Linked DNA regions of Homo sapiens: region 2 is linked to region 1. Evidence: read pairs that join two places in POLR2A ChIA-PET (ENCODE). Cell type or tissue: Caco-2. All regions are shown on one strand. Links, peaks and the distances in the headings refer to the core of each region. The heading gives the core; the rest is flanking DNA. Region 1 holds the start of MIR6076 (microRNA 6076). Region 2 has its middle 81 kb from the start of RPS29.

Region 1 (4,400 bases), core at 74-4,073:
GATACACAGATGGCCAATAGGCACAGGAAAAGATGTTTAAAATCATTAATCATTAGGGAAATACAAATCAAAATCACAATGAGATACCACTTCACATCTATGAGGATGGCTGGTAATAAAAACAAAAACAGAAAACAACAAATGTCGGTGAGGATGTGGCTAACTTGGGACACTCGCATATTGCTGGAGGGAGTGTAAAATGGTGCGGCCACTGTGGAAAACAGCCTGATTGTTCCTTGGTGGTAATACAGAATTTCCATATGATCCAGCATATTCCACTCCTAGGTATATACTCAAAGTAATAGAAAATAGGAACTCAAACAGATGCGTGTACAACAACCTTCATAGCAGCACCGTTCATAATAGCCAAAAGGTAGAAACAACAGAACCGTCCACCAGCAGATGAACAGATAAACAAAATGTGGCAAATGCATGCAATGGAGAAGGATTCAGCCACAAAAAGGAGTGGGATTCTGATACCTGCTATGACACGGATGAGCACCAAAGACATTATGCTAAGTGAAATAACCCAGACACAAAAGGAAAAATATTGTGTGATTCTACTTCTTTGAGTGACCTAGAATAGGCAAATTCACAGAGACAGAAAGTAGAATAGAGGTTTGGCAGGAGCTGGGGGAAGGGGAAATGCGGAGTGATTGCTCAACAGGTACAGAGTTTCTGTTTGGGATGATGAAAAGTTACATACAGCATTGTAAATGTCCTTATTGCCACTGAATTGTACACTTAAAATGGTTAAAGTGGTAAATTTTATATTATGTATATTTCACCATAGTAAAAAAAAGTTTTAAATACACATTCCAGGGCCCCACCCTTAGAAAGCCTCAGAGGCGGCCGGGCGAGGTGGCTCACGCCTGTAATCCCGGCACTTTGGGAGGCCGAGGCAGGTGGATCACCTGAGGTCAGGAGTTCAAGACCAGCCTGGCCAACATGGTGAAACCCCTTCTCTACAGAGATACAAAAATTAGCCTGGCATGATGGTGGGTGCCTGTAATCCCAGCTACTCTGGAGGCTGAGGCAGAAGAATCACCTGAACCTGGGTGGCAGAGGTTGCAGTGAGCCGAGATAGTGCCATTGCGCTCCAGCCCGAGTGACAGAGCAAAACTCCGTCTCAAGAAATCCTCAGAAGGTGATACAGTAAATATGGATGGGGTGGGAATCTGGAATCTGTATTATTATTATTATTATTTTTAATGCCTTCCTATCTTTCTCAGGCATAGTCAGGTTTGGAAACTTATGATTTAGTCTCTGCCAGTTCTTTCCAAGGGGCTGGTGCGTCTGTAAGGAAGTGTTCACCAGTCTACGTGAAATACATGTGTATTTCTCATGCATCTGAGTGTATTAAATTTGAAGTCCTGTTTTAAAATCTGAGATTGTCATGATTACATTGTTTTGGGGTTAAAGTGTCCAATCATCTCCCACCATAAAATGATGGTGACAATAATTCAGGTTGTTTTTTAAGTGTCTGTGCTTGGCAAAATAGAAGTGAGCAGTCCTATGTTAGTCTCTCAAAAGGTTTTCAAAATTTTAATGGTTTGTTAAATTCCAAAGATTGGGAACCATTCCTCCAGACACCATCCCTTTGAAAATACTGAAATAGAAACTGCTTCTGCTGTTTATTTTATTTGTGCCAGAAAGAAAAAAAAAATGGAAAGGACCTATACATTTTTCTGTGGTTCATAGGACCTGGAGCAACAAAGGGCAGCATTGAAACTGACAGCATTGACATGTAATTTGTCCTGCTGCCTGTTGGAACGTTCTTTTTCAGATGCTGGAGGAGCATGACAGAGGAGAGGTGGAGGTAGGCGAGAGTAATATAATTTCTCCAGGAGAACATCTGAGAGGGGAAGTTGCTTTCCTGCCCTGGCCCTTTCACCCTCCTGAGTTTGGGGGCTGTGGTGGGGCAGGGATTGACCAACAGCCATTCCTAGGGGATGGATGCCTTTGCATTCCAGAGGGCAGCTGGCTGAAGGGAGTGCTGAGTCTGTGGGAGCCATAGCCCGCCCCACCCTTTAGGCAGATTAGTTAATTATTGAAAAGTGCCTCAGAAGCACAAAGGTCTGGAGAGACTCCATGAGCTATTGCTCAGGCCCGTGTGGGAGCTGGCATTTCTGAGGAGACACTGAGACTCTTCTAGGAGGCTGTGGAACAAGAAATAGTTCCTTCCCATTGTGGTGCAGTCCTTTCAGGTTTGGTGTAGAGAGACAGTTCCAGAGAATTCTTATACAGTGCATATAACTTCTCAAGAGAGAAGTTAAATTTATTTGTCTTAGGATTTGTGAAGTATTTAGATAAATGAACCACATCAGATATTTTCCGTTGTTTTAATTTTTTGTGTGTGTGGTTTTAATGTTTTAAGGACATTCAGGTCTTTTTTTTTTTTTTTTTTTAAACGGAGTCTTCCTCTGTCACCCAGGCTGGAGTGCAGTGGCACAATCTCAGCTCACTGCAACCTCTGCCTTCTGGATTCAAGCAATTCTCCTGCTTCAGCTTTCAGCTTCCCGAGTAGCTGGGACTACAGGTGCGCGCCACCACGCTGAGCTAATTTTTGTGTTTTTAGTAGAGACGCGGTTTCACCATGTTGGCCAGGATGGACTTGATCTCGTTATCTGCTCACCTCGGCCTCCCAAAGTGCTGGGATTACAGGTGTAAGCCACCACACCCGGCCCATTCAGGTCATTTATGCATAAACGATCACATGACATGTTCTGTTCTCTGACTTACTTTTTTCTTTTACTTAACAACATTCCCTGTAGCTCTTTCTGTGTTAGTGCATATAGGCATCCCCCATTTTAACTGTTGCATTCCTTCTAGATGTATCATAGTTTCTTTACCCACTATTTTAGCAAAGGATCACATAGGTGGTTTTCCATTTTTCACCATTACAAACAATGCTGCAACAAATGTTCTTATACACAAATGGGTGTGTGTATGTATGAGTGTTTCTGAAGGATATTATTTCTAGAAGTGGAATTTCTGGATCAAAGGGCATGCACATTTAAAATTTTTGTAAATAATATTGAGTTTCTCCCCCAAAATTCTGTTCTGATTTTTATAGCCACCATTATACTCATCAGCGTTGGACATAATCATTTTGTTAAAACTGCCAGCGTCATGTGCAGAAAAAACAGTGTCATTTTAAATTGCATTTCCTGGATTTACCAGTTAGATTGTTCATTTTATCATATGCCTATTGACCATTTCAATTTTTGGAACTTTTAGAAATAAAAATACAGAAAAGGTGTATAGGCTGGTTGCAGTGGCCTACTGACCATTTCAATTTTTGGAACTTTTAAAAATAAAAATAGAGAAAAGGTGTATAGGCTGGTTGCAGTGGCCTACTGACCATTTCAATTTTGGGAACTTTTAAAAATAAAAATACAGAAAAGGTGTATAGGCCGGGTGCAGTGGCTCACGCCTGTAGTCCCAGCACTTTGGGAGGCCAAGGCGGGTGGATTGCCTGAGGTCAGGAGTTTGAGAACAGTCTGGCCAACAGGGCGAAACCCTGTCTCTACTGAAAATACAAAAATTAGCTGGGCATGGTGGCAGGTGCCTGTAATCCCGACTGCTCGGGAAGCAGAGGCAGGAGAAACGCTGGAACCCGGGAGGCGGAGGTTGCAGTGAGCTGAGATCTCGCCACTGCACTCCAGTCTCGGCGACAGAGCGAGACTCCATCTCAAAAAAAAAAAAAAAAAAAGAAAAGAAAAAGGAAAGGTGTATACATTAAAGGTGTACTGATCAATGCATTAAGACAAAGTGAACTCTTCCTTGTAATCATGTCCCAAGTCAATAAATAAAATATTATAAGACCTTCTCCCCAAAAGAAGACTCTCCCCTGAAAAAGATCGACCTCCTCCAAAGTAATTCCTACCCCAACATCTAAGTGCTGTAGATTAGTCGTTCCTGTTTCCTACTGTCATATGAACAGACTCATACAAACATGCACTCTTCTGCGTCTAGCTTCCTTCATTCGCATTACGTTTATGAGTCTTTCACGTACTCGTGTGTAGCTGTAGTATGCTCATTTACATTGCTTATTGTATTGCATTATGTGAATATATCACAATTTATTGATTGATGGACATCTGGGTTACATCTGTTGCCAACTTTCAGTTATTAATGAATAATGTTGCTAAGAGCATTATCGTGCATGCTCTTTAGTATAGCTGTGCATCATCTCTGTTGGGTATATATCTAGGAACAAGATTCTGGGGTCATCAGCATTGTTCTGTTCAACTCCACCAATTGCATTTGTGAATTTCTTATGAATATTCTTTGCACACTTATTATCGGGTGGTTTGTGTTTTATTATTGACTTGTATCTGTCCTATTTACTCTGGATGTTAGTTCTGTTGTAAATATTCTCTCTTAGTCTGTATATA
Region 2 (4,400 bases), core at 86-4,085, 460 kb before region 1:
ACTGAACTGCACTCCAGCCTGGGTGAGAGCAACTCTGTCTCAAAAAAAAAAAAAAAAACTGCAAATATGAACACTGCTCGTATGTACAAATTTGCAGTTATGGTGATGAACCATCATAGCTATACCTGGATAGTCTTAACCCTAAGAGACAATTGTTTCTTCTCTGCTCCATCTTCTCCCTCCATGTATCCCTCTCCCAAAGCCAGAGTTTACTAAAACCAAAGACAGTAATTCCACCCATCGTACTTGCTTCCTGGCCTTGACACTTTGCTCTGTGACACACCTCTGATTTATGTTATGCACGCGTGCCTTCTCATTCACAGCAGAGTTGTGCTGTTTAACAAACCCACGATGTTCAAAGTAGCCCCTTCATGTGCTTATATCCTTATTCCAACAATAGTACATGCTGATGCACAAAACATTGTGGACATTCTTACGATTACCTTCAAGGCTTGTACTATATCCTTTTGTCTATCCTAAGTAATGGGAATTTTTTTCCTTTAAAGAAAGAAGTTGATGATTGAGAACAGCTAAATAGAATTCCCAGTTAAAGCCAATAAATAATGTGGGCAACAAAGCTTGTTAAAACTACTTTTCTTTTTCATTCAAAATGACCATAAAGCAATGAGACCAAATTTTTAAATGTTTATGGTTCGTAATACTAGTTCTGGAGGCAGACTAAGAAGAATTTTCTCTGTTTTAGGCAACGACAGCAGAAAAATAAATGTGTGTCATCAATCTTATGATCTCTTTAGAAGACAACAATTGCTTGGACAGAGAATCTCTAGTAAATGCATATCATCAGGGATACAGGTTATGTAAAGAGGGAACCAGGGCCCCCAACTTCCACTGCCAGCCCACTGACAAAGTAATATCCTGCCAAGCCCAGAAGGGGACATAATTCTTGGAATTGAAAGACATGCAATAGGATTGTCAAAACTACATGGAAAATAAGTCCATAAATTGTGAAATAACTTATAGAGTACTATAAATTTTATCAAACACAGAACATTGAAACAAGGGCCATGAGCAACGTGAGTGCCATCTTGAGGCAAAAACTACCATTCACAATCACTCCAAAATCATTTGTTCCATGTACACCTGAGTAGAATATTTATTCAAAAATTTAAACCTCAGACTTTTTACTTTGTAGATATATCATCTTTTTTGTTTGTTTTAAGATAGGGTTCCGCTTTCTCACCCAGGCTTGAGTGCAGTGGCAGAAACATGGCTCACTGCAGCCTCAACCTCCCAGACTTAAGCGATCCTCCCATCTCAGCCCCCCAAGTAGCTGGGACTACAGGCACGTGCCACCACACCTGGCTAATTTTTGTATTTTTTTTGTAGAGACAGGGTTTTGCCATGTTGTCCAGACTGGTCTTGAACTCCTGAGCTCAAGTAATCCACCTCGGCCTCCCAAAGTGCTGGGATTACAGGCATGACCCACGATGCCCAGCCTAAGTCATCTTTAAGATACATGTAAAGTGCCTGGCACAAAGGTTTTCAATAAATGTGATTGAACACCTTCAGCTACATTAGGCTGGGCTGAATCACTATCTCTGTTCTTAAGTAAAGAGAGACTGGGTATGTCTAAAATTACCAAATTCTTCAATCTCAACAGCTGAGTTTAACAAATTTATTTCTAGTTTTCAACACATGGAATTCACTTGGGTTAATCATGTATCCTTGTAGTTCTCAAAAAATGCTAAAGTGGGAAAGGACTGGAAGCATTAGTGTCCTTTGCAGAATATGCCCTTTACTCTGTTGCCAACAGAGTAAAACATCCGAGTCTCTGCCTTGTTGGTTTTCTTCCTATCTCTCCCACTCCTCTGTGCTTCAACTAGCGACAAGGCTTACCAAAAAAAAGACCTCAGAAATATTGTTGCAATGGCTATGCCTCCAAGCAAGGGACATGAAAGCAAGAACAGTCCCAAACTGCAAGTTTCTGTTAAAATGTCTTCCTGTTAAAACCACAAGTTCCCATTCCAACAGGTGTAGCTTTAAAAAAAATAAATAAATAATAAAAACTTTTAAAACGGTATGTTTAATGACAGCTTTCAACCTTTCCCTACCCAATCAAAACCCTGACTCTGCTTCAGCTGGGGAGTGACCTGGTCATCAGTCTTCAGGTGCCTCCGACACACCACCTCACTTAGATTCTTTTCTTCTGACATCATTGTATGGCAGATGCACCTGATAGCAATAACCTAAGCATACCCTGAGAATGATGCTATGGTCTAAGAAGAATGTGTGTTTGGAATTCCAACCTAAGGAATTCAGGAGTGGCCAACCCTGAATTTCATTCCTTATCTATGAGGAACATCTGAACCCCAGCCCATCCCGTGGAACACAGGCCATACAGGGGATCAAGGCCCTTTGTTTTGGATTAAATGAAGATTGCCAGTGGAGGCTGCTCAGGGGAGGGTGCAAAGTGAAAATGCTATATAAACTGCATGCTTTTTACAAACAGTAGCAGTTCTCCTGTCCAGCCTGCTGCCACTGGATAGGAGAACCACTACTGTTTGTAAAAAGTAATGTGGGCCGGGCATGGTGGCTCATACCTGTAATCCCAGCACTTTGGGAGGCCGAGGTGGATGGAACACAAGGTCAGGAGTTTGAGACCAGCCTGGCCAACATGGTGAAACCCCGTCTCTGCTAAAAATACAAAAATTAGCTGGGTGTGGTGGTATGCACCTGCAATCCCAGCTACTCAGGAGGCTGAGGCAGGAGAATTGCTTGAACCCAAGAGGCAGAGGTTGCAGTGAGCCGAGATCACTCCACAGCACTCCAGCCTGGTGACAGAGCGAGACTCCATCTTGGGGGAAAAAAAAAAAGTAATGTGTAAGTCCCCTCAATAAACCCTATGTCTTGTTCCCTGGCTCTGGGTCTCCTCTTTGGCTTCCCAAACATGGTACCATCCCTATAGAAGTCAATAGGGGTCTGGCAAATATGAAATGTATTTATTCCATCATAAAAACTTAGGAAAAATTTTATCAACAAAAAAAAAAGATTATGTTTTATATAGCAAGTGCTTGTGATTCTTCAGCAGCATTACAACTATGAGTACCTGGGTCCACAGAAAAACCATCTCTCAACTTAGAGCCAGATGGACAGTCTCAGAGTCTCCCATTAACATTCACCTGCACTTTGGTCAGTGATTTGCTGGGTGCTTGAGTTTGCTTGCAATAGTAGATGCCAATGATTTAAAAACAATTAGAAGGAGAGCTTAAAACAGAGATAATTCTATCTGTTCACTTATTTATTGTGTGGTCATTGCCTTTTGTCAGAGGTAAAGCATCAGAGGCACAGGATCATAGCCTGAGAGCAGCTGATGTTCATATACCATTCTCAATGTCCTCACTGGTTACATTTCCCAAAATGGAAATCAGTGTTTAGAATACAGTAAGGCAAAAACCAACCACAATTAACTCAGAAAGGATACACCTAGGGAGCTGTAGCCAAACTCCGAAGACAATACATCTTCCCTCAACCTAATGAATAAAAGGGTATTAACTACAAAGTAAACATAGCCCAGGGCAAGGGATTAAGTGACTTTCCTGGGACTGAAGAGAGATGAAGAATAAAGACAGGTTCAGAATAATGTATATGGGGATTAAGAACTATTAATAAAGCAAGGCAAGAAGTAAGATGTATTTTACTATTAACTATATTTTTGTTAATATATTGATAACTCTTCGTGCCACTGTAGTTCCTGTTTGGAAAAGGTAAATGAAGGTAAAATTCTGCATACTAAGAGCCACATTGACGAATTCAAATTTAAATGCTAATTGGATATAGGAAAGTTACCTCCTAGATCCTTAGTGACTCAAAGTTTGGATCTAACTACAGCTCTAACCCTTACTCTTAATGTCAAAACCCTGCCTTGCATGGTGTCAGCAGCCTAATTAAAGAAGCACCAGGAGAGTAAAACCAATAACCTTTGTTAAATTACACTATTTTCCCAAAGCCTTATCAATAGCAAACAGCATAGCCAAATCCCAGGGATCAAGATGGGGGAATAAAATGTTCCCTGAGGCTTTCAGCAAGATATAATAGGTCTCAAGGAAGACTTCAAAGCCAAGCAAAACCTTCCTCAGTGCCCTACATAGAATAGCACTGAACTAATAATTTACTCTACTGAACTAGAGCAAGAAATCCTGAGCCCTGTCTGTGGCTTCCTTCTCCCTCCTATGGCCTTCAGGCAGTGGAACTCCAGGGGTACCAGAACCTTGAGGAAGGGATGCTACACTCTGTTGTTGAGAGGTAAGAGGGACCTCACAGTTAGAATGAGGTTTTTGTGAGCCTCTACCCATAGTCAGTGCTCTGCTGTCCCTGAGTCCAGAGCAAAAGCCAAGTTCTAAAGTTGGTGGGAGAAAATGTTGCTCTTTAACAGGGATGCA

The links. ChIA-PET counts read pairs that join two places held together with the same protein. Peaks named below come from ENCODE experiments on the same cell type or tissue, not always from the same donor. Only the 100,000 strongest peaks of a DNase experiment are listed, where the experiment ranks them.
Region 2: POLR2A ChIA-PET joins it to region 1 with 8 read pairs; 1 of 35 experiments calls an interaction of 5 or more read pairs at or near these places.

The regions. Positions count from the first base shown.
Region 1 is chr14:49,964,603-49,969,002 of GRCh38, forward strand. It overlaps MIR6076 (microRNA 6076), which reads left to right and starts at 1,797; the gene lies at 1,797-1,909. RefSeq lists a silencer at 594-663. In Caco-2, for the core only: no CTCF peak of the experiment used is centred there; a DNase peak (open chromatin) is centred at 2,029; H3K4me3 peaks cover 159 bases.
Region 2 is chr14:49,503,351-49,507,750 of GRCh38, forward strand. No RefSeq gene overlaps it. Among named protein-coding and RNA genes, the nearest start is that of RPS29, 81 kb to the right of the region's middle. In Caco-2, for the core only: no CTCF peak of the experiment used is centred there; a DNase peak (open chromatin) is centred at 2,241.